Regions from separate parts of the Mus musculus genome. Here all the other regions are linked to region 4. A link is a loop called in an ENCODE intact Hi-C map of the cell type or tissue named here. Cell type or tissue: heart. All regions are shown on one strand.

Region 1 (5,000 bases), 87 kb before region 4:
ACCAGGCTAATTGAGCACGTACTCTGCAGTCAGCACATTGCACCTAATATGACCCCTGGCCCCTTAACCTCGTGTACCTGCTCATGGCTACTTCTTACCTCCAACCTCTTCTGGACAGCAGACTTCAAATGCTGAGCTTCAGTCAGCTCCTGCAGCCTCACCTAGCATCCCAGGAACTTCCGTGCACCTTGCATCATGCATTACACATCTCCTGCTTCCCTGATCTATACTGCCTATACCTATAAGCTGTCCACCAGTGTGACCTCCTCACCTCCCCCTAACAGCCCCACTTTCTACTCAATGCTTAGAGCAGAGAGACAGCATCCCGAGTCTCCGAGAGCCTAGAATTTGGCAAAAATGCTATGGACGGCAGGGAAGCCACATGTCTGCTTCTTGAGTCAACTATGACAATCAGCAGTGCAGACTTCCAAGCGTTTATAGGGTAGCCTGGTCTCCAGCATCAGGGGCAAATGCAGAACCATGCTTCTTCCCCTTTCTGCTTCATTTCAGACTGGAAGTACAGCTCAGGCTTTGTTAGCGCTGACATGATCAAGGAGCACCTCCCTCCTCCTGGGGAGGACACGCTCATCCTGGTGTGTGGCCCACCACCTCTGATCCAGGCGGCAGCTCACCCCAGCCTGGAGCAGCTCAGCTATACCAAGGACATGATTTTTATCTACTAACACCTCCCACACTACTTAGCGGGTCCCTCTCTCTGCTTTAGAGTGAGTTTGGCTTCACCCTGTTCAAGTCAGGTATTTGCAAGGTGTCTCTCCACGCACCCTTGGGCATGATGTTCTTTTGGTTGTGGGCCTAAGAAGTCTTCACAGGCTGAAGACAAAAGTGATTTTTGAGCTTCCAGGTTTGGAGGCTGGGAAGGAAGCCACTTTCTCCATGACTTTCTCCATGGCTTAGCGGAATAAACTGGACTGCTTTGCATTTAGCTCACAATGTGTGGATATGTAGAAAATACACTGGGCAGTCCAGGACTTGCTGATGTGAGGTGAGGGTGAAAAAAGAGTAGGGGTGTGACCAGAACCGGCAATATAGCAATGTTTACGGATAGCATTCCAGCAGGATCCGAACAGGTCTCTATCAACCTAACCACCTATGAACCTTCTTTACATTTCTCTGCTTTGAAGGACAAACTCACAAGAGGGCAAAGGCCTTGTGTGGTCTTCCTTGCCTTGTAAGACACTTTTTTTAAAAAGCTGTATGTCAGGGCAGTAAATCCACAGTAGGTGGGCTCCAGGAATCCCTTTCTGACTCCCTGCATTTTGTACAGCAGATGGCAACATTGGGGATATTTATATTTTAGTATCCTCCACCTTGGCACTGTGTCAAAGTTGGCATGGTTAAGTTTCTTCATTTCCCATTTCCCAGAAGCTGTGCTTCAAATCCCATCATTCAAACCAGACGATACAGGGACCACTATTGCCACCTGCAGGTCAAAGTAAGAATAACATACTGGTGCTCTGCTACTGCAGGGGTTAAAGCTCACCCCAACTCCATTCCTTATAATCTTCCTAATGGGCCAGAGGTTCTGCGGAGCTTTTGTTCTCTAAGTCACACAGGAGGAAACAGACAGCGTTAGTCATGCATTTCCCCAGCCATTCAGACAGTGGGTGGCAGAGTTGTCTTTAAACCTGGATCTGTTTAATTTTATGTCCTTTCGGAAGAACTGGCAAAGTAGCTGCAGTGTTAGCACTTGCTGCAGGATTTGCTACTCAATGTGCGTGTGTGTGTGTGTGTGTGTGCATACGGGAGGGTGGGGGGTACAAGAAAAAAAAAAAGAGAGGAATGGGGTTCCCTGGAGCTCTGCTATATCCTTGAATCTCACCCACAGGGGACCAAACTCCGTCTCAAACAGGCCAGGGAGGGACACTCCCACGTTCATTCACCCAATTGTACTCAGTGTATTCTTTCATAATGACCTCCTCGGGGAAAGACACAACGGCTCACTCTCTGCTACATTGCCCCGCTTAGCCTTGAACTCACTCTGTAGCTCAAGTCATCTGTGAACCCCACAACCCTTCTATCTCAGCTTTCCAACTAATAATAACTAGGATTACAAGCATGTGCCACCAGGGTCAGCTGCAAAGCCTTTCACCACTGGACTCATTCCACATCATTGGATCTTTCATTCCGTAGACCTTCTGGTGATTTCACTCGTCACTGGACAAAGCCTGGAGATGCTTTTGGCTTTCCTAGCTAGAGGAGGTGCCAATGACATCTGCACGGAAGACCAAGGATAGTGGTGACTGGCAACTTGATTAAAAGCAGTACACTTGGAACTCACTTAGGCCACACAGACTACAGCAGCTCAGCTGGTTTGTGTATCGGGTACACATGTGCATATAACCTTAAAGTGAACTGTGAACATCTCAGAGGCATACAATGCTGAAGGGCAAAGTGGATTTGGAACCAAAAGAAAGAATAAAGGAAGTGAAGCAAACACAAATCGGTGGACTCACAAAGGTTGGCATGATGGTGGAAAGGTGGCATTCAAAGGAATTCAAAGCAGAAATGTGACTAGGTGACAGAAGTGGAGAATGGTTGGCAGGGATCATCTAGGAAAGTGAGGGACCAAGTAGAAAACCAGGAGCAGCGATCAGACAGCAAGGCTGGAACTAGAACAGTCATGGCCTGGGAGGGAACTGGCTTGTATGAGACACAACAGGAAAAAACAATGAAGTTTGAGTTTAGAGACAGTCCACTAGGGGGCGGTGTTTGACCAGACACTGTACTTGAGGCAGGTGAGGGGGAAATGTGTGTCTTGGAATGAGGGTAGATGAAAGCTGTTGGGGGATCAAGAGGAGAGTCCTGATTCACAGGCCCAGGCTTCTGGAAGTGGACATGCATACTTCTATGAAGCTGCCCCAGAGGGTCCACTACCCCTCCCCCAAATCATTTCACTCAGCCACTGCAGGACACACAGAACAGCTTATACAACCTTTCCCCACCTCCAATCACAGGCTTTCATGAACTAACAGCTCATTGTCTTTGTTCTGCATTTACCACCTCACCTTCACCTCTGCAGGATCAGCTGCAGTTGGCATATAAAAGTACAAAAGGTAGAAAAGTTGCAGTGGAAAGCAAGCGCTGACAACACAGGGAAACGCGGGGACACGACTGGACACCTGTCCCACCCCTCTGCTTTTGCTCCGGTCAACGCCTACATCCAAAGAGGCCCATAAGCTCCATCTCTTGGTGGCTCTGTGCCAACTCCCCATTGAGGTGAACATTGGGGCTCCACGTGTGCCTCTCTAGGCTCTCAGCCATGAAGAATGTCATCTGTAGTCACCAGCATCAGGGACAGCCAGGCGGGTCATTCAGGAGTTGGTCCTGGCTCAGTAGAGTCTGTAAGAACACAGCCAAAGGGGCAGTTTAACAATCCATAGGCCAAGGCTACGGCATCTTCACAAGAAACAGAGCCCAGGAGTGGCCCATATCCAGCATCACTGACCTACAAAGCTATGGTATCCCAAGGAGCCTGTGCACTAAGTGTTGGACAGACAGTAATGTTAAGATAAAAATGGGCTGAGGTCAAAGCCTGGTATACACAAGTGCTTGTCTTTCTTGCACAGTTTCTTAGGTTCAGTCCCTACCACCACCACCCATACATAGGTACACATAAAACTAAGCCTTTCACCTTAGAGGTAGACTTACTATTTCAAGACCACCAAACATTTGTTAGAGATCACGGGCCAAGATTGTACAGAGATATTTCCCTGTGTGAGCCAAAAGACAAAGTCTGTGTGGCACTGACATAAGGAACTCTTCTACTTTGCCTTTAGACGGTTTTCTAACTGTGGGTAGCCATTTCTTGCTACCGCTGGTTTTCCCATGTGATTTATAAGAGGGCTATCATTGGCCCTGCTTTATTAGGGCTAAATAGTATTGGATATCTGAAAGTAACGAACGCCAGTCTCAGAGGGACAACAACACACCTGAGCTCCTAGAGCTACTAAAAGGCAAATAAGGACCTGAGTCACTCCTACCTTCCCCAAAACGTCTTCACTTGGGACCAAGCTGCCACCCCAGGGAAAGAGCATGATTTGTATTCTTGGGCATGGCAGGCTCCCCTAACTTGCAGGGTATATCTATGATATCAGAGGAGCCATAGGAATGCATGTTCTTCTGTGCCAAGAAGGCAGCACAGGATTCACTGGTCAGAAGTGAATCTGAGCTTGGTCTGGCTGCATGGGTGACCCAGAACTACTTGGGTACCATCATATCATTACCAGCTGAGACCAGGGAAAGGCTCCAGCATCCAGTATGTTTAGGCCAACTCTGCAGAAGGCCTGTGAGCCTGCAATGCCCTGCAGTGTGCCTCAGGGCTGGCTCAGGTTATGATCCACTATCAAGCAGCATCATTTCCTCTCCTGTGGCCATGAACACCACAACACCCCACACCAAGCTCACGGGGCCTTACTAACCATGCCACCAGGAGGGGAGTCGGAATCCTACCGTGAGGCGGTGGATGTCTTGGGAGAGGAGCCCTATCTGTGTCACAGTGCCTTCGGAAGGTGCCATCTGTAAAACGGGCAGCAGCCTAGTCAGCACACGGGTGAAGTCCATGCTTTACAGAGACAGTGGCATGCAAAGCCCCCTCTGCCCAGGTGCATCCCCTCCAGGCCATATTTCCCTGGAGGGTGGACACGGTGTGTTCTAGGCCCTGAGAAGTGTCAGCTGGTGAGACCCATGCAGTTTCGGTTCCTGCACTGCATGCACACCCACTCTGCCGAAAGCCACACTCAGCAACTAGCACTCAGTGTAGAGATGCAGGCCATAGACAGAGCCTGTCCAGCAGTCTCTTGCACGTGTCCAGTGGTCCATCTATTTCCAGAAACAGAGAGCAACAGAGATGAAAGCCTCCAGGTTACTGGACAGGAGGGTGATTTCCAGGCACAGGAGCCCAGATAGCATTGCTGTGGTGTAAGAGGGCATCTTCAGGAGGCTGCAGTCTCTTCGTGACACAGGAGTCTCCTTCTTCTGCC
Region 2 (5,000 bases), 120 kb before region 4:
CCTATATAACTTATGTCCTCATAATATGGGGAAATTTAGATGCAGAGAGAGACACACATACAAAACCACCATACGAAGAAGACATCGGGGAGATGCCAGCTATTGACAGTGGTCTTCTGAAGCAAGGGGAGAGGCGTGGAAAGCATTGAGAAGCATTGCAACGCTCAGAAAGAATCAACCTGCTGACACACTGGCCTTTGCCCTCTTTCCTCCAGAAATGTGAGACAATAAATCTCTGCTATTCTAGCCACGGGTGCAGTTTGCAGTAGTCTCTTAACAGTAGCTTTAGCAAACAAATTCACCAGAAATGGGTGACACATTTGTCAGGGCTGACTAAACATCCACAGCACTGGCAATCAGGAAGGGAGACCCAAGGGATCACCAGAGTCCAGAGCTGAGGTTGTTCTCCACAGAAAGCCTCTTTCTGTCTCTCTCTGTATGTGTGTCTCTGTATCTCTTCCTCTCTTTGAGACAAAATAATATCCGATCTTTGAGACAAGGTCTGCTGTAACTCAAGGAGCAGGTAAGCAAGGATGACCTTGAGTGACGGACACTCCTGCCTCCATCTCCAGAGTACTGGGATTGGTGGGCACCATCATGCTTGCTTTATGTGGTACTGGGTCTCAAATCCAAGGCTTCAAGCATGCTGGACAAACACTCTATCAATATAGCTTCATAACTATCCCTAGCTGTCTTAGTCAGGGTCTCTATTCCTGCACAAACATCATGACCAAGAAGCAAGCTGGGGAGGAAAGGGTTTATTCGGCTTACACTTCCATGCTGCTGTTCATCACCAAAGGAAGTCAGGACTGGAACTCAGGCAGGTAGGTCAGGAAGCAGGAGCTGATGCAGAGGCCATGGAGGGATGTTCCTTACTGGCTTGCCTCCTCTGGCTTGCTCAGCCTGCTCTCTTATAGAATCCAAGACAGCCAGCCCAGAGATGGTCCCACCCACAAGGGGCCCTTCCCCCTTGATCACTAATTGAGAAAATGCCTTACAGTTGTATCTCATGGAAGCATTTCCTCAACTGAAGCTCCTTTCTCTGTGGTAACTCCAGCTGTGTCAAGTTGACACAAAACTAGCCAGTACACTAGCCTCTTCTGTAGGGAAACCACAGCCCTTCCTTTGAAGACGTTTAATGAATCAATCCAGGCCAATGTAGAGTGTCCAGGGTGGTCTGTACCTGAAGGCGACAGGTTAGGGATTTATGGGTGTCTGGTTGAAAAATTTCGGGTGGCAGCTTAGTCAAGTTGGTACATCAAAAGGCTATCACAGAGCTGTGTGAGATATGGTCATTGTCTTATCTTCTCAGAACAGCACAAAAATTTCCAGACACAAAAGGAAAAAAATCTTTCTCAGGTTTGGTGAGGAGGGTTCACTCTGGTCAAGTCATCGTCCTGACTCACAAGCCCTCTTCACTGAATACTGTTAACTGCTCTGCTGTTTTTGTGCCAGTGAGCACTGAGAGCTTTCTCTTATGCAGTTTCTCTGTGACATCCATGAACACAGGTGTAATGTGTATATCATATAGAAGATACACTAGTGAAGTAAGGGAGCTTTTATAATTGCCATTCTGATAGCTTGGGGAAACACAGAGGTGAGGAGGGAGAGGGGAAAAGGGAAAGAGAGAGAGGGAGAGGGAGGGAGGGAGGGAGGAAGGAAGGAAGGGAGGGAGGGAGGGAGGGAGGGAGGGAGGGAGGGAGGGAGGGAGGGAGGGAGGGAGGGAGGGAGGGAGGGAGAGAAAGAGGAGCACAAGGTTTTTATTGTATTTTCTTGCTGATATTTCTAGATTTTCTTTGACACATAGAGGTAATATGTGGAGAGAAAAGGCTGCATAAAATGAGAAGGGATTTGAGTAACTTGAACTGTTCTGGCTTCATTTGCTTTGATCTCCTCACCTAGGGAAGATGCCCCAGGTAAAGCGTGAATGCAGTGTGTTCTTCTATTGGCCACTAGAGGGCACATTTAGCAAGCCGATTTTAGCATCCTAAACCAAGACCAGTATTTTCTAAAGTCACAATACAACAATGAGCAAGACATTCATGATTGTATTCCAACAGACTACTGGGATGAGAAAGACAAGTGTTAAATAATAATTTGCTAAATATAATCCACAAATGGCTCCTGAAGTCAAATTTCAACGAGGGGCTTTCCTGTCTTTTCTCTCGTGGAGCTCAAACCTTCTTCACAAATTTCTTGCTTTACACAAGCATTACAAAATCTTAAAGAGAATAAGAAAATCTTTACATGTGTCCTATTTAAGTTCCATACATGAAAGAGGTAAGGACCACAGCAAGGGGATACGCTTGGGCCCTTCATCATCTATTAGCCACTGAAAGCATGTTTCTTAAACATCAGAGCGCTGACAGGCTAGGCTATCCTTATTATGACTAGACTGAGATAAACAACACACAAAGGACAGAGAGGAGTTGTGGCTTGGGAAAATTTCCCACAATATGACATAACCCTAATAGCAGGCGCTTAGAATCAACTCAGACATCAAGCAATCAATAAAAGCAAAATTACAGCTCCTTTGTGGTGGTTCCTGTATGCTTGGCCCAGGGAGTGGCATGATTAGAAGTTGTGGCCTTGTTGGAGTAGGTGTGTCACTGTGGGTGTGGGCTTTAATACCCTCATCCTTACCCGCCTGGAAGCCTGTCTTCTTCCAGCTGCCTTTGGAACAAGGGGTGGAATTCTCAGTTTCTCCAGCCCCATGTCTGCCTAGACGCTGCCATGCTCCCACCTTGATGATAATGGACTGAACCTCTGAACCTGTTAGCCAGCCCCAATTAAATGTTGGTGTTTATAAAAGTTGCTTTGGTCTTGGTATCTGTTCACAGCACTAAAACCCTAACTAAGAAGCCCTTCATAATGAGTCTCTCTCTTGGTGTTACCAGAAACCCTCCAGCTTCATTGTATTCTTAGCTAACGTAAAATCACTAAGTATGGAGGTCACCTAGCTGAGCAATGCATTAGCCTCCCACTAACTTCCCTATAAGGAACACCTTTTAACATGTAGATATGGTAACAGTTTCCTGGGTTACTTTGCAGATACTTGAAGGCTACTTTTGTCCATAACAGTAACATTTTATTGGAGCCTAAGATACCTAATAAATAACTAAATTGGAATGAAAAGCTATGCATCTGTATGTTCACATTCTATTGGCTCCACTGCTGTCTTGACCATTGAGTCAGACTCTTCTCTGCTCTGCATACAGACATATTGAATGTTTAAATTGATTTTATCAAGACTACAGTAATTCAGGACTAAGTAGGCCTATTACTTGTTAAAACTGTGTTTCTCCTACATCACCCCTATGCCTTCTCCACAGATCAAGAACCTAGTGTGCCTCAACTTTGTACACTCTGGGACCTTGCCCAGAGCATTCCATGAGGTCAGGCTATTTATGCAAAAATAATGAGTCATTCAACAGTTATTGGATTAAATTACCACCTGTTAGCCTGCAAAGCCTAAGGCCAGAATGCTAGCTCAAAAGACATAAACATCTTTTGAAATTGTGTGCGTTATCAGTAGATAACTCTATCAAACTTTAACCCACCAAGAGAATCAACAAAAGATTGCTGCTTCTATTGCTTTGCATGCAGCTGTTTGACACCTCCTCACACACCCCTACACCCCTGTCCACCACAGCACCTCTTCACATCACTCCACACTCTAACATTCCATCCTGTGATAAGTTATAATAAGACCCAACAATTATCCCTGTGCTTTGCATATAACTTATAGTGCAAAACAAGCAAACCATGCACTATGTTATTAACATGTATGAGAATAATATATAAATTATAATGATGTTAGACAACTACATGAACAAAATATCTATTTCTTGAAAGCTTAAAGATAATTGTCTCAATTTCCTTTACACTGAATTTTTCATTAATTTATTTATTTATTCACTTTACATTCTGACACACTGAGCTTTTTATTTAAAATTTTCTTCAGACAATTTGGGATAGTTCTTCATCTCCTAGAGAGAGCTCCTTTGTTCAGATTTTCCTATTCATTGCCTTGAGCTGTACAAAACATTTCCTGTTGGTCAACCCCTCCTACTTTAGAGATAGCTTCTACTTTATATTCCCAATTATATATACTTTAAAATACTTTTTGAGAAGTAGACTAGCTAGTGTTTTATCACTAGTAAAGTTTGTTTAATTTTCTTTAAAACTGCTTTTTTATTTTTTTATAACCCATATAAACTTCTGTTGTCTATAAATTACCAAGAGACTAGCCTGTGGTGTCATTATAAGAGTAAAACCCAAATGAAAACACGCACAGAAAACAATCACTGCTTATAGCCCGGCTGGGCAGATGGAAGGACTGGTTTGTACTTTCATTGTGAGCATCAACCTGGTGGGTGGCTTTCATTCCTCACAATGCTAGAAGTTTTTAGAGAGTCACCTTGCCTGTATATTTTAATCAAGGCTTATCTAAAATTCTTTGTCCTCCCACTTTCTTGGGGCAGATTGAAGCCACCTAGGATTTAAATAAAATTCTCCAAGTCAGAAGGCTCAAAGCCCTCCACCTTTCCAGCTGCCTTGGCTGCTAGCTCTTTCCTGCAACTGCTGAAGTTTCACTGGCTTCTGTTGCCTACATTCACCAAGTTGAGTCTTAGGTGTCTTGGGAGTGGCATACAAGACTCTGACAGTTTTCTTTTCTCTCTTCCTTTCTCTTTCTTTTTTTCTCTTTCTTTCTTTAATTTTTTTGTTTTTGCATAGTTAGAACTTGAATGCCAAATTTGTTGATTAGCTCATGCTGAAATACAAAGGTCCTCTTCCCTCCACTAGATGAGCCTCCCTTATGTTTCCTTGTAAGTCCACGGGACCAGCAACACTCACTTAGAAAACTTTCCCCAGCCTCACCTTCTACCTGGGGCTGGGTGGGGCATTTGAACCTGAAGGAGGAGACAGGCACTACCCCACAGAGTGACACCAGGTACAGATGCTGCAAATTGGTTCCTCATCAGAAGAAGTCAAGCAGC
Region 3 (5,000 bases), 77 kb before region 4:
TCTAAGGCCCAGGAATGCTCAGCCAGAGACCTCAGAAATTTCCAGTTCTGTCAAATGGGTCAAATGAAGTACCTCATTTTTTCCCACTAGAACGCCTGGCCCTTACAGAGTACGAGGCTTAGCTTTGATCATCAAGTCCAGCAGAATCATCTGGGAAGAGGCCCGGGGAGGGGCTGCTGCCTAGATGAGGGTGGCCTGCAGGCATGAATATGAGGGACTTTTCTTAATAGGGTTAACTGAGGTAGGCTGTCCTAAATATGGCTGGCACCACTTCATGGGATGGCTTCTAGATGGTGTAAGAGTTAAGAAGAACTGAGCAGTATGCATGTATTCATCATCTTCTTTCAACTGCAGATGTCATGATAGCAGCCACCTCAAGCTCCTGCCCTATGACTGCCTGCCCTGTAGCAATGGACTGAAGCCTGTAACTGGGCTAAAACCCTTTCTTCTCCCTTATGTTTAGTTTTTTTTCAGGGTTTTTGGTTTTGTTTTGTTTGTTTTGTTTTTTAAATTATAGCAACATGAACAATACTAGGAGAGAAAGGTGTTTTGGGAATGCCCCAGTCTGGGCTAAGGCATGTGAGCTAGCCCAGAGAGCCACTCACAATGAGGCCGCCATGGACGCCACTCCCTCGAAGGTTGGGTGCATACTCTGCCAGGTCCACGGATCGCAGCCACTCCATTACCCTGTGGTTGGACCACTGCACAACTTCGGAAGGGGAAAGGTTACTCTGTGATGGAGGAGAGTCAAAACGTTAGGCTCTGTGGAGTCAGCACCTCTGAGGAGCCTTGCCTCAGTTGCTCCACCAGAACAACAGACCCAAGCTATGTGGGCCACTTACCTAAGAGTATGCCCAGTCCTGAAAAATCACTATCTTATTGAATTCTGCTGAAACATCTACGCTTAACTATCTGAATCTACCATCCTAAATTTTGGCAATACCAATAGACAGACATACAGGTTTTTATTCAATAATCCAACAGAATTTATTTAAAGATTCATTTATGATCCAGGTGTTTTCTAGGTAAAAATACTCTTTGGCATGGGCAAATGTTTAAGGGAACCCACACTAAGACATTTTGAGAGATGGCTTAGCAGTATAATGCTCACTGTCGTTCTAGAGGACCCAGGTTCAGTTGCTAGCACCCATGCCACGTAGCTCACAACCAGATCCAAGAGATCTGATGAACTCTTCGGACCTCTGCAGGCACTCATACATGTGTGAGAAATATACACACAAATAAAAAGTAAATATTTGTAAAAAATATAGTAATGTCTATATACTTTCACACAGCCTTGTAGGCTTCAAAATGTTCAGCACTCACACAGGAAACATGCAAGATATATTTGTTGAATAGCAAGGAAACAAAGACTAGATGGCAAAGGCATGTATTTAAAACCGTTAAAGAACCAGAGGTAGACCAGTTCTCTGCAACAAAGGAGGTTGGACATGATCCCTATGGATCATGCTCTCAGTTTGGGGCATATCAGGAAATCCTAAAGTTTATAGAATGGTATTATGTATATCAGCCATGTGGTCCCTTGCATTTGTCTACACTAGTTCCCCTCTAGTAAGGTCCTATGTCATCTAGGCTGAAGGCTAGTTAATTTTATACCAGCAAGAAAAGTAACCCACTCTGAGCTGTCCAGTCTTTTAGAACTCTTGTCCCCTCTGACCCCTGGACCCTGCCTCCTCTGCCTACTTTGACACCCATGTTTCCATACTTTCTTTCCTTATCTCTTTTATGCTGCATCAAATCCTTAGATCATTATGATGACTTAGAAAACCACCATAGAAAGCAACAGAGTTACAGGCACCAGAATCTTAAGTATCATGATCTATTTTGTGATGAAAGCATCCTCATTTTCTCATGCTATCCCAGGTGTCCTGACTCAGGGCCATCTGGACAACTAGTACACTCCCCCACCTCATCAGCAGGCCTCCTGTGCAGGCAGTTGGGGTTGAACTTGTTGACATGTAGCACGTGAATAGCACATTTGATGCTGAGATGATGTAGTTGGCTGGTGACTTTTAAGAAGAGTAGATCATTCTGGAAAAGAAAGGTTCTGGCTGACAAGTCAGTTTCTAAGGTAACAAAAGACCTCAGCTGTTCTTTCCTGACCAAACAGAGATGTGCCTTCCACATCTCAGAAAGGCTCTCACAGACAGTTTTGCTTATCACCATGGTTTGTACGTTGGCACATGATGTGCCTTGAGTGATAACAGTACAATTTCAGGGCCTTAACAATATAAGGAAAGGTGGGATTGGAGAGATGGCTCAGTGGATAATAGCCATTAACTGCTCTTCTAGTGGTCCTGAATTTAATCCCAGCAACCACACGGGGGCTCCCAACCATCTGTAATGGGACCTAATTTCTTTTGGTGTGCAGGAAGACAGAGCACTCATATACATAAAATACATGAATAAATGAATCTTTACCAAAAAAAAAAAAACTGCAAAGAAAGGAGGGGATCACATTTAAAATGATGAGCATGGGGAGACCTGGGCTGAGTGCTCTCTGGAAAATACTACGGAAAAATCCTTACCACAGTTAGGTATTGCAGCATTCGCCCATCAACTCTTGATTCATGAAACTGGTCTTTGTATTGGGGTAAGCCAATATCATCAAGCCACCCTGCAAAAACAGATGCATTAACATTCATAAGAAAAAAGGATATGGGTGCCAAGAGGGAAAGGCAAAAATGGTCATTTTGAGGCTTTTGATTTCCTTCCCCCAAAGCACTAGTAATCCATCTGTCTTTCACAAGTAAGCTGCTGTCTTTGAGGCACACATTCAATAGGAGATTCTTTTGCCCTTCAGAACAATAAATATTTACAGCTCTCCTTACGTGTCACCCAAATGTGGTCCAGCAGCGCAGACGTTTCTTCTTGCTTGGCGTTGATAGCTTTCACTGCTAAAACCAGCTTCTTCCTGTGGAGGGGGTGTTTAATCCCTAGCTCCTGAAAGCAAAAGACGAAGACCACATGTGAGATTTTGGCAAACAACTTGGTCCTTAGAGGATGTCATGTCAGGATAGAGATGCTCTTGAGGGTGGTGGTAGAGCCTGCGGTAGGTGCACAGAGCACTGGGATGTTAGCCTGCAGCAAAAGGCAATCGCAGACTTCCCTGTGCATTCTCCATGTATACGGGATAGACGGAGGCCACCACCTACCCATGCACTAGTCCCCAAGCTCTGTTCTGGGAGAAGAGCAGGGGCATCTGCTCCTCACACTCAGCCCTTACCTTTTCCATGTCCTGAGGGGTAGCTGTCAGTAGTGTATGTCCAGATGTCACCCACTGTCTGGCAAAGATCACATACTGACCCAGGCCGAAATCCTCCATCCATGTACATACGCGTTCTGTGCTCCACTGGGCAAAGGGGGCATTGGCATCACTGGAAACAAAGGAAGAACATACTTCTGTTATAAGGTACCCAGGACTTTGCATAGCACAAAGTCTCAGTTAAAAAAAAATTCTTTTAAAAGAACCAACAAGGTGAATGGCATTGTAGTACAACCCACTGATGTCTGTGAGGCTCTAAAGCAACCTTAATAGCAGGTTTTATGTTTCAGCTGTAGCTTTTCTGAGCATAGGGCAGCCTCCATGATCCTCAGGGGACTATTTAGTGCACATAGGTCTAGAAACACAGTATGAACACCGATTATCAAGCCATTTTGGCCATAAGACTCAGCAATCTTTGGGAAATGCTTGGGAAACTAGGAAAAGACAGTCAGTCCATTCTCTAACAGGAAAAGAGGGAAGATAGAAGCCAAAGCTCTTCTAATTTATAACAAATACTTTATTTATTAATGAAGTACTAGGGGCACTTCCATTGTAATCAGCAGAAAGGTGCATGTGTATATGTCCATGCCGTGTGTGTGTGTGTGTGTGTGTGTGTGTGTGTGTGTGTGTGTGTGTGTATGTAACACTATCAGTGCTTATATTAAGCCTGGTAGAATGATCTACCCAGGTATGGATAGATAAAATAATACAGCTTTTTAAAAGTAGAAATAAAGAATCCAATTCTTTTCAGATGACATGATCTCCTACCTAGAAACCGTACAAGAGCTAAATTACTGAACGAGGGAGAATGAATGTATATATAAGTAAACAAATGCATATGCTTATACATATAAAATGAACATTACATGCAAATGTCAATCTTCTACACATGCAGATCAATGGCTTTTATTAAAACAATAAGAAAAAAACCCATCCCCCACCAAACCAACTAGAATTATAACCTGTCTAGGAGCTGCCTTAGCAAGGCACACAGGCAATTCTCTGGCCGTGTACGAGGGCAGGGAGGAAGTGCACCAAGGGTGACTTGATGTAGCTGCAGCACTCAACTGAGCACATACAAAAGAATACATGAATAAATGAAGAGCTAGGTCATGTTCCTAGGCAGGACACCAGGTATGAAAAACCATCCATTCTTAAGGACATAAATTTTTCATTTGAAGTGTGAATGTAATGGTACATTTGAAATTCCCACCAAGTCATGGGGTTGGGGGGGAGGTGGATAAAACAACTTTATATTCAGTTTTAAATGACAAGCTAGTCAGAGAGATTCCCTTCTAGCAAAGTACCCCTGGAACTCATGGGAGGATAGATTCCAGGAGGATGTTCCAGTCCCAGATATAAAATCGAGTGTTTACGTAGAACCTACACACATCCTCCCAAACACTCCCAGATTGCTTACCACACCTAAAACAACAGAAACAGCACATGTGGATGTTACATTTTATTGTTAGGGAGTGACAAGGGAAAAGACCATGCAGATTCGGTACCGTTTGTGTAACTACTGTAGACTACCTACATTGTCTAGCCAGAAATCCTCGGCCTTCTGCACCCCAAACAGCTGAACTCTTAACATGCAGAAATGATTTTTTAAGAACTTACTGACTGCCTGGCTAAACAGGGAAATCTGATTCAGAAAGAAGCCAGCAAAATACTGGGAGAGTTACTGAATACTCCTCGCCTAGAGCATGGGTTT
Region 4 (5,000 bases):
GTCACACAGAGAGAGAGAGAGAGAGACAGAGACGGAGAGAGTGTGTGTCTAGGAACCTGGGAAAGTCAAATGAAGAAATGCATTAGGTAAGCAAACACTTGTTCCGCACCAAGACAAATGAAATGTACTTCCTGCCCGGAGTAGATAAAGACTTATCTTTCACAGTATATAATAAAGGTGTGCAGAGGCTGGGGAGCTGATTTGGAGTGATTCCAAGTCCCTGAGGATAAGGGAAACTTGTGCTTTCTGCAGAGGGGCTTAGTGCCTGTCTTTACTTTTGCTAGAGTCAGGAATGACGCCGCCGTAAGAAGTTACTTCTCATGAACCCCTACCTTACCTCCTGGGAGAGGTGGCTCAGATGCAGCAGGACAGACAGCATCCCCCGACTACTCTTCCTCAGCTCCTTCCTGATGCATCCCAACCCTCCCATTGCTGGCTAGAGCGTCCCTCCCTAGACCCTAGGGACTTCCAGCCCATGGCAAACCACAGATGATGGTGTACAAGGCTCCACCGTACCACACTGTGCGAAGTGCATCTTATTTCTGACTAATTTCTTTTAACTTCATGCCAAGTACAATTCTTGTTACACAGAAAGGATTTAAGCATTCTCAGAATGAAATAACGAGGCTCAAAACAGAGAGCTTAGCAAAAACTAATATTCTACTTAGAAAACAATAAGGGTGTAATCGCCTCTTTGCCTAGTAACTCAACTGGTGTCTGATGGACTAGGGGAAGGTGGAGAGGAAAGAAGAGGGAGAAAGCGGGGGAGCTCAGCAAAACCCCTGGCACTTTGATATGTCCAAAACCAGCAGCTCTTGCCTGAATCTAACTGTTTCAGCATGTTTTACTTCTTTCATTTCAACCCCCGAGTCCACGAAACTCACACTCCAAAGGACCTGGAGCAGAGCATGCACAGGAGGCTGGCAGGAAGGACTGGGCTGGGGAAAAGTGAGATGGTTGAACAGGGACTTTAGGTATCTACAACTCGGACATCCCCAGGGGCTCAGCCAGAGCTCCCTACAGAACTGCAGGTGAACCCAGTTACCCCACACCCACCTCAAAGGTCATCCTGGTCAAATAAATCAGATAAGCCCACAAGTGCATTCATAATATTCACAATACACACACACACAAACACACACACACACACACACACACACACACACACCCCTTAAGAGAAGCAGCCTGGCTTCATCTGGCCTGAGCTTGGGAATGCTCCTTCAGGGGGATGCAGGAGGCGTCAGGACAAGAGACAAATTCTATCACACTTGACTGCTATCTGTAGCATGAAAGTAGTTACAGACAATGCTAACTAACCTGTGACTGAGCTTCCCTTAAACCTCATTTATAAATGCAGAAAATTGATGTTTTTATCATTCCACGTCATAAAATAGTCTTGCGGGTTTTGATCAGTTTTTAAAATGCGAAAATCATTCTTAGCTGATCCAAGGGCATAATAAACAGGCAATAGGCCAAATACAGGCTCACCAGCCTCTGGGATAGCACCAAGCTTCCCCATCTATAATGAGTTGCCTGGGTTGGAGGGGCTTGTAGGGAAAATGCCAAGTTGGACCAGCGGGGTAGAAATGGAGCCTGGATTTAATTGCACGTTGCTAAGAAGTTTCCAGGGAGACACTTACATGGCTGGTCCCAGGACCACACCTGAAGTAGTACAAAATAAGAAACCCACTTCCAGAAGTTTCTCAGAGAAGTCAGAACTGAGAGAAGGCATCCTGTGGCTGGCCGCAGCAGTGCTGAAGGGGCAGAAGGCTCGGGGTTAGTCTATCTCACAGGCCTTGTTTGCGGGCTGAGGGTAAGTGGGTGTCTACATGCTTACACCCCAAGTCAAGGTAATCTGGCAACACCCCCTACCACATCCCCTGGGCCTGAAGCAGGAAATTCAGAGGGAAAGATTTATTTGCCGTTTCACCAGTGTTTGCACATTCTTGGCCATTTATAAACACTGGTTCCTGCGGGCTGGAATAGTCTCTCTGGTCAGGTCCTGAAAGGATCCAGATTGCCAGAATTTACTTGCTTAGTTAGGGAGGCAGGGGGAAAAAAAAAAAAAAAAAAACAAGGGAAAAAAAAGTAATACCATTAAATCTGCAGTAACTGAGAGTCCCTCAATGTTATCTGTGATGCCAGAAAAACTGTGTACATAAGCCCCCAAGGCACGAGACAGACACCATGTGGCCCAGGAAACGCCTCCTGGAATGTGAAGAACCTTCCTCCTGGGCCATAGCAAAAAGGTCAAGGAGCCTGGAGAGGTGGAACAAAGGAAAGGTCAAATGTATGCTCCAAAGCTCAGGCCTCAGCAGCCCGTCTCTCCTTCCCAGCTCCACAATGGACCCTGCTCTGCCAGCTATTTGTCCTCTGTTTCCTAAAGAAAATGAGAAAGAACTCTTGTTTTTGACAGACCCAGATGCACTGCTCAGCAACCTCACAGGAGGAAGAAAAAAAAAAATTCAAACTATTTTCTCTTATAAAATCTACTACCTGATTCCTAGTCCTTGGCCTTCAGACATTCCAGCTTTTGTCACTGCCTGCCACCTACTGGCTTCTCAAAGTACTGCACGTGAATTAAAGTATCACCACTGCACACTGTCCACTAGGCCCTGCCCAGCGATTGGGGTGGGAGGACACCGATCCCTACTTATGTCTGAGAGCTCACTGAACCGCACACTACACCTGCCATTGGAGAGGTATGAAACACAGACCGGAAATTAGCTCACATTAGCTGCACCTTTTTTGTTCTACAAAACTAAATATCCTCCTACCCATATGTGTATGCATATTTGTGTGTGTATTTGTGTGTGTGTGTGTGTGTGTGTGTGTGTATACACTGACAATCAAGCCCAAGACCACCTACATTCTAAGCATGCACACTACTATGAAGCTATAATCCACTGAAGGGCATCCCAATCTTCTCTTTTTTTTAAACCCAGAGGAAAGGTTTCCCTACAAATCTCCAGCCTGCAGTTTTGTACAATGTACAAAACAAAACAATGTAAAAATGTTCAGTATAAACATACCCAGACCTGTATTTTGGTCCTGCTGGAGACCGGTGACAGAGAAATGAATCCCATGGCTAGAGAAACCCAAGCTCACATGTTTTACAGCCAGTGAGGCCGCTTTCTCTCCTACCTCTCCTGAACCACCTCCAGCTTTCCAATATGGAAAACAGATTTGCTTCTTTGGCCAAGTGAAGAACTGCAAAGTGAATGTGGCGAAGAGAAAAGCTTTGTCTGAAGAACTGCAATGGAAGGAGCCACCATCAGTGACAAGACAAAAGCAGGCCCCTTCCAAGGCCTTTCTCTTTGTTGAAAGACTAGCTCAAAAGCTATGTGAGGGGGCCTGCATTGATGGGCTTAAGATGTCAGAGATGCACACATACCCTATGTGAGGCCTCCCAGAATGCACAGCTGAGGCAGGTCTTTGCACAGTTCTTAAGATGCAGGCCTCAGTTGAAACTCCCTAAACTGTTTCCACTTTGAAAACTAAGAAGTGTGGACTAAGACCAAGGCTGTTATTTTAAGGGAGGCCTGTTACCCCCGTCCACAGAGTAAAAATAAAACACTGGACAAAATACTTATCCACGAGGCTGGAAACACAGCTCAGCTAGTAAAGTGTTTGGCATACACAAAACCTACCATACCCACCACCACATAACCCTGGAATGGTGACATGGGCCTAAAGCCCTAGCACTAAAGAGGTAGAAGCGTGAAGATCAAAACTTTGAGCTAATTTATAGCTGTGCGGTGAGGTGAAGGTCTAGCCTGAATATGAAACCCTTTTCCATAATACATATATACAAGCATGCATGCATGCAGAAAGGGAAGGGAAGGGAGAGGGAAAGGGAAAGAGAGAGGAGGGAGGGGAGAGAAGGGGGAGAGAAGAGGAGCCAAGCTAGCTAGGCCAGATCTTGTAGATACCAAAACTAAACTGATATCACTTCCAGTAGGAAACTGAGTCTCAGGGTACAGAAGAGGACCAAGCATTGGCCTTTTAAAGTCCTTCTACCTCCTAACCCCACCTTGCCTAGGTTCAGCTTGCTTTCCCGGTCCTAGGCTAACTGACCTGGACACCTGCTGTATTACAAAGGAAAGCGTGGGCTCCTGGGGTGGAGGTTGGGGATGCGCATGTGCTCCAGTTCCAAAGAGAACAGCAGCCTCTTGGAGCAAGCATCTCTGCCAACCACTGGCTCACATCCTACAATCCTGCCTTGACTTGCCCTCGCTTTGCTGTTGCCGGGGGCTCCCCTGCTCCCTCTCTGACTCCATCTTGAACTTTCACCAAGGATCTCTTTGGCCCATAGCCATAGTATCCAAAGGCTATACCAGCTGCTGGCAGAAGAGGGGTGTATACAGAATGTTAGAGGAACAACCAGAGCTGCTCCATCTGGAGACTGCTGGCTCTGGGGCTCACATCAGCTCTACACTAGCAAACGTGCCTCTTCCCCCTAGTCGAACATGCCACTCTGGATGGCTAATCTCTTTAGAAGGCTCCACACACAGCCAAGCTGACCACATCAAGAAAACTACCCAGCCAACCAAGCAGGTATGGAAAAGTAGACACGCCCCTTGCAGACCACATGAAAGCCCTCTTGAGGTGCAGCCAGAAGTCTCAGAAGCATATCTAGTGGCACCAAGCCTTTCTTGCCTGTGCTACCTATCAGGCCTCTAAGAAACACCTCTCTTCTTGGCTTCAGAACTGTCTGGTGTGAAGCTCTTATATCTCTACCCTCTGAACAGCATCAACTTGTACATCAGCACAGCACAAAGAAAAGGAAGCTGCCCTATCTGGAAACCAACTCAAATTCGATCACAAGACAGACTGCTCCAGACTTTCAGGGGTTCCGGCTGCATCGTCTGTGAGCACCTACCCCTGCTTCTCGCTGTCCACCAAACATAAAGGACAAAAGTCCTATCTCCTGAAGGTAACTTTTCTGCTGCCTACAGGATAGAACTGAAGCACCTCCTTGAATCCCCTTTGCAGGCAGC
Region 5 (5,000 bases), 66 kb after region 4:
ACAGTAATGAATCATAAATAGATCTGTATTTCAGGAGAAACCATCCCCACACAAACTTATGGACACACACAAATTAGCTGCTGACCAGTATTGTCGAAGTAGTGCATCCAAAATTGAACTAGAATTCTCCAAGAACTGTTCCTTTTCCTAGAGTCTTATTCTGCCTAACCAGTATAAAGGCTGACACCTCCCTTTTCCTGGCCCTGGTATTTCTAGGGTCTCTTTTGTCTACTCACACTTCACTCTCCTCATAATTATCTGAATTGGCCTGCCAGTCTCCTAACTGGCCTTCCAGCTGTGGTCCTTCAGGCGCTACCAAGTCCAATAGTGGATCCCACCCGGCTGTTATTAGAAACACCTGGAGAATGCCAAACATGCCTGGGACCTACTTAACCTGAAGAGTTTGCAAAACTCCGAGGCCTTCGGAGAGTTTGTACATCACTCTTAATACTTGATACAAACAAGAAAGAAATAGGTTAGAAATACAGAATGCCAGACTTCACCCCTGACCCACAGTGTCAAAAATCTACTTTTGAAGATCATCTCTTGATTCTCAAGCTTGTGTCTGAAGCACAGGGCTCTAAAATGTCAGCTGACCTTTCTCTCCACAAATGTTTACTAGATTTCTGTCAGGCTGGGGGTTGGGCAGGTCAAAGTTCAAGGACTCTAACTTTGATAAGCTCAGCAGACCACAGTCAGTCTCTGCTTAATATCCCATACATTGAAGTCTGTGGCCTTGGGCCAGCTGGGACCATTGGTTTTGTTGTTATTTTGTTCTGTCTACCAATCAGGCCAGGAACCAAGAAGGACCAGTAGCCATTTCTTATAGACTGAGTTTGCCTTATAGACCTCTCCATGGCCCAGGTCACCGCTAACATCTTCCTGTGACATCCCTCATATAGATTGATCCTTCTTAAAACCTACCCAGATTTTCCTTATTCTGGTGAAAAAAAACAAACAAACCCCTAGAATTTCTGTAAGTTTGTTCCAACCTTCATCTGTCTTTATCTCTTACATGTATCTCTTATGTTATCCATCCACTTAGCATATCTGCCTTAGTTACCAAAACACAGACAATAGTAGCAATAAACTAAAATCGGCACATCATCAAACCTCAGAGTGATACCACTAATATATTATGTGAGGGCTGAGTGTTGTTGCTCAGTGGTAGAGCACTTGCCTAGCTAAGCATTCACAAGGGTCTAAATGAGATCACCAGTTCCCATCACCATCAGCCTTAAATAAAATCCCAAATGAAAATAACAACAAAAGACTTAACAATATTCCACTTCAAAGTCACGTAAATATGCATACAAACGGGCTGGTGAAGAAAGAAATAATTTCTAATCAGATAACATGTTTAGTATACCAATAGTAATCTAAGACTGAAGATTAATTAGGTCTGTAATTGACTTCCTTCCTGTAGTTGAGCATTTACCTTAACAAAATACTCGGTAATCTAATAAACACTACAGTCTACAATATAATCAATTAAGGACCAAGAGAAATGAACACAGGCAGAAATAAAACCAAAATATGAAGAGGAAGACTGATCTATATCAAATATCTCAGTGCTCTAAGAAAGAGCTGAATGCCTATTTGAATCCTACCGGAACCTTGGAAGTTCTAGTTTTTAAACATATAATAACCTTATTTTGATCGGAGGGAAAAGTATGGGTCTGGCGTCAGGATGGAAGGAGGGAAGAGGACCCACTTTTAAAAACAGAAGCATCCCCACACCCTAATCCTGCCTTGAGCCTTTGGGAAGTGTGTTGCATTTAGCAATTAGTGCACAGAACTGCTCCTGGCCAAAGCGCTCTGGACCAAAGGTCTATGGAACAAACCCACCTAGGTATCTCCAGTTGATGCCACTGCTGCCCTCACGGGACTCAAGGCTTGGGTCAAAATCGCCCGGAACTCTGAGATATCGGAACACCCCGGTATCCTGGGGACCACTCTGCCACCTGTAGAAGCGCGGGGCAGGTGGCACATCCAGAGCGAGGTCGGGTAGAAAACTCAAGCAAATCCAGGGGAGTTGCTCCCTTTTCTCAGTCTCCCAGACAAATAAGTGGGTCCCCAAGTCTTGAAAACGTTCGAAGGTCTAAAAGACCACAGACGCCCAACTACCCATGTAGTTCTTGGATCTGGGGGTACTCAGTTCCCGGGATAGCGGTGAGCCGAGGCAGGGAGACCCACTGACCTGGATGCCAGAGTGCAGCTTCTCTCTCGGAGGCTCAGGTATGCAGGTCGCTCCTGTGTCCCTCACACTTTCCAACATAAGAGCGGAGAACCCAGTGACAGGCCACTGGCCCAAGGACCAACTGCCAACCAAGTGGCAGACCCGCCAGCACCGACCCGGTTCGGCACCCACGTGACGGAGGCGGGGATCCCAGAGAGGCTGGTCCCGGAGTGTGGCTCTCTGGCTGCTGGGACCTTCCCCCTAGGAACCGCCCCTCTGCCACCCCTCCTCCTTCTCCCGCACCGCAGTGGCCCGCGAGGACCCAAGAGCCACAGTTCCAGTTCCACAGGGACTTGCCTGGTCAGCCCCGCCCCCAGGCAGAGCTCCCGTGCTGGCTCAAACCCCGCCCCTCCCGGGAGACCACGCCCCTCTCTGGGTCCAGCCCACTGCTTGCACCTAGGACTCTTGCACTCTTCCGGCCGCAGAAAGGACCCTAGGCATTTTCCTTGTGTCCCACTGTGCTCAGGTCTCCAGAGTTTTTGTAATCTGTCAGCAGGACGAGGAAAGCGTGCGGAGAATTGCAGAAAGGAGCACCGAAGCGCAAGCGTACACACACACACACACACACACACACACACACAGCGGGCCTTGTGTAACCCCATTGAGATTAAGGGTAGTCTAAGACCTGTATCATTCCCAATCAGCCCAGACCAACCCCAATTTGGGTTCCATGTCACTCTTAGATCTGTCTAACTCAACCTCCGCCGCCGCTCCCCCCGCCTTTCCTGAAGGTCCCTCTAGTGGTTAAAGCTCTGGTGTTCTGTCTTGTGAATAGCTGAAGACAGAACACTTCCTGTGCCCTGCAAGGTCAGGTACAAGTATGCAAAACAAACAAACAAAAAAAACCTGGAGACCGAATCCCAGCACCTACCTCGAGCGTGCATAAGGCCCTGGGTTTTACCACAGCTGCTTGCCCTACCCGGGCCTCCAAGGGCCGGTTGCTCATTTTATCTGCTTAGAATCTCCAGGGCCTCAGATGGCAGGGATACAGGGACTCTGGCAGGAGTCTCTACTAAGCTGGACTCCAGTTGCTTACACCTGGAGTGTTGACAGACACGACTCGTCTTTTTTTTTTTTTTTTTTTTTTCAAAATTAGTCTAAAATTACTGGTATGACCAGAGGCTTGCACACATGAACAGAAGATCATAAATACTGTGGCAAACAGGTGTGTGAGCACTGCGGGGACATGGCCAGCAGCAGAGCAAAGGCAAAGCCAGTAGAGGAAGATTGGGGCCCCAGACTTGTGTCACAGCAGGACACCCTTCGGTTCTTTCACTTCCTTAAAATAGCGGGTGAGAGGCTTTTGGAAACAGAGCCTGCGCAGTTCATATAAGTTCAAGTGTGGGCAGTTCCAAATCCCACTGGTAGCTTGGGGCCACGGGGGCAGTTTCTTCCCCCAGGCCCCCAGAAACTGCAGCATTTTCTCAGAACTATACAATTATTTTGTAAAATGTTTTATGAACTTGGCTTTCTCAAGCTTCTGTGCAGTTTGGGAAGGAGCTTTAAAAGTACAGACGCCGGGCGTGGTGGTGCACGCCTTTGATCCCAGCACTCGGGAGGCAGAGGCAGGTGGATTTTTGAGTTCAAGGCCAGCCTGGTCTACAGTGTGAGTTCCAGGACAGCCAGTGCTACACAGAAAAACCCTGTCTCGAAAAAAAAAAAAAAAAAAAAAAAAAAAAAAACAACCAAAAAACAAAAAAAAAAGTACAGACGCTCTCCTCCCATCTCCAGAGGGTCTGATCTCTTGGCGTTGGAGAGGATAACCTGCATATTCGGAATTTGAAAAGCTCCCCAGGTGATTCCAATGTGCAGCAATATAATAAATAACCATTTCTGTGGGTCATGGAGACACCATCAATCTTCATTTAAATCCAACCAGAGTGGAACTGAAAAGCACACGTGAACGATACAGAAGCAGGTGTTCCAGGGCCCTCATGCTGTTAGGAAAAGCAGCAATGAACAGGTCCTTTCCAACGAAAATTTCACCTAACAGGGATATCCTGCCTGTGGGGATTCTGTGTACCAGGGTGTACTGTTTGAGACAAATCTATCTTGCAAAACTATCAAATCCCAACATTTCCCGGATAGAAGCCAGACAGCACGCTACAAACTGTTCACTGAACTTCAGAGGAACCATATAGACAGAGCTCACTCCTTTGGATGATGCCCTTGCACCCTTCAATGTGAGTAGGTCATGTTCTTTGTCAGTAAGGTAGGTGACATGACTCTGCCCATAGAGCAGATATCGACCCTGGATTCATGGTGCTGGTATATCACAGTTATTCATTCATATCAGCCTCATTCTGCAAAAGATTTAGGCTCTCAGGGCCATTCCATCAGAACTGTGTGGGTCATTCCATTCTGCCAAAGATCTACTCAGATGCATGGGGGTGGATCTCTCTTCACAGCCTGTGGGCCCAGCCTGGACTTGGCAAAGACAGAGAACAGCTGCAAGCACACAAAAGCAAGCCTTCTCATATGACCAACCTGGAGAGGCAGAGACCTCAGCACATGACACAGGCTGGCACTGCAGCCTCACTTATGACCTAGACTCAGCCAAGTGGGACACACGTGGGAAACACTTTGAAAAAGAGCCCCCTCTCAAGAGTCACACTGCCCTCTGTAACGCCTAGCATGTCTGCTGTGGCAAAGCTGCTATCTGGCTTCCATCCAAATTAGAATCTTTACCAAGGGCCTTTGTGTGTTAGGGACCGTTGTTCACAGTAATCCCAACACAGTAATACTGGAACACTTCTGTGGT

The links. Hi-C counts contacts between places; a loop is a spot of excess contacts. Peaks named below come from ENCODE experiments on the same cell type or tissue, not always from the same donor. Only the 100,000 strongest peaks of a DNase experiment are listed, where the experiment ranks them.
Region 1: a loop joins it to region 4, with 10 times the contacts of the local background. A loop is called at or near these places in 21 of 42 quality-filtered maps.
Region 2: a loop joins it to region 4, with 17 times the contacts of the local background. A loop is called at or near these places in 8 of 42 quality-filtered maps.
Region 3: it touches region 4 in a loop (4-fold over the local background); 22 of 42 quality-filtered maps call a loop at or near these places.
Region 5: a loop joins it to region 4, with 5 times the contacts of the local background. A loop is called at or near these places in 8 of 42 quality-filtered maps.

What each region holds. Positions count from the first base shown.
Region 1 is chr7:107,745,907-107,750,906 of GRCm38, reverse strand. Cyb5r2 (cytochrome b5 reductase 2) reads left to right here. Exons shown (of 9, transcript NM_177216.4): 9 at 511-2,452. The coding sequence ends at 683. It also overlaps a transcript of Ppfibp2 not described here. Among named protein-coding and RNA genes, the nearest start is that of Cyb5r2, 9.6 kb to the left of the region's middle. In heart, CTCF peaks have their summits at 1,448 (motif pointing left) and 2,725 (motif pointing right); no DNase peak of the experiment used is centred here.
Region 2 is chr7:107,776,787-107,781,786 of GRCm38, reverse strand. It overlaps Ovch2 (ovochymase 2), which reads left to right. Exons shown (of 16, transcript NM_172908.3): 16 at 40-243. The coding sequence ends at 149. Among named protein-coding and RNA genes, the nearest start is that of Cyb5r2, 21 kb to the right of the region's middle. In heart, a CTCF peak has its summit at 1,946 (motif pointing right); no DNase peak of the experiment used is centred here; H3K27me3 peaks cover 771 bases.
Region 3 is chr7:107,736,239-107,741,238 of GRCm38, reverse strand. Ppfibp2 (PTPRF interacting protein, binding protein 2 (liprin beta 2)) reads right to left here. Exons shown (of 25, transcript NM_008905.2): 19 at 3,248-3,398; 20 at 2,853-2,964; 21 at 2,550-2,638; 22 at 1,930-2,052; 23 at 606-731. Among named protein-coding and RNA genes, the nearest start is that of Cyb5r2, 19 kb to the left of the region's middle. In heart, a CTCF peak has its summit at 2,345; no DNase peak of the experiment used is centred here.
Region 4 is chr7:107,658,953-107,663,952 of GRCm38, reverse strand. All of the region lies in intron 3 of Ppfibp2 (PTPRF interacting protein, binding protein 2 (liprin beta 2)), which reads right to left. Among named protein-coding and RNA genes, the nearest start is that of Ppfibp2, 66 kb to the right of the region's middle. In heart, a CTCF peak has its summit at 2,564 (motif pointing left); a DNase peak (open chromatin) is centred at 2,602; H3K27ac peaks cover 1,738 bases.
Region 5 is chr7:107,592,580-107,597,579 of GRCm38, reverse strand. Ppfibp2 (PTPRF interacting protein, binding protein 2 (liprin beta 2)) reads right to left here and starts at 2,529. Exons shown (of 25, transcript NM_008905.2): 1 at 2,201-2,529. In heart, a CTCF peak has its summit at 2,982; DNase peaks (open chromatin) are centred at 2,479, 2,939, 3,509, 4,729 and 1 weaker place; H3K4me3 peaks cover 1,707 bases; H3K27ac peaks cover 1,122 bases.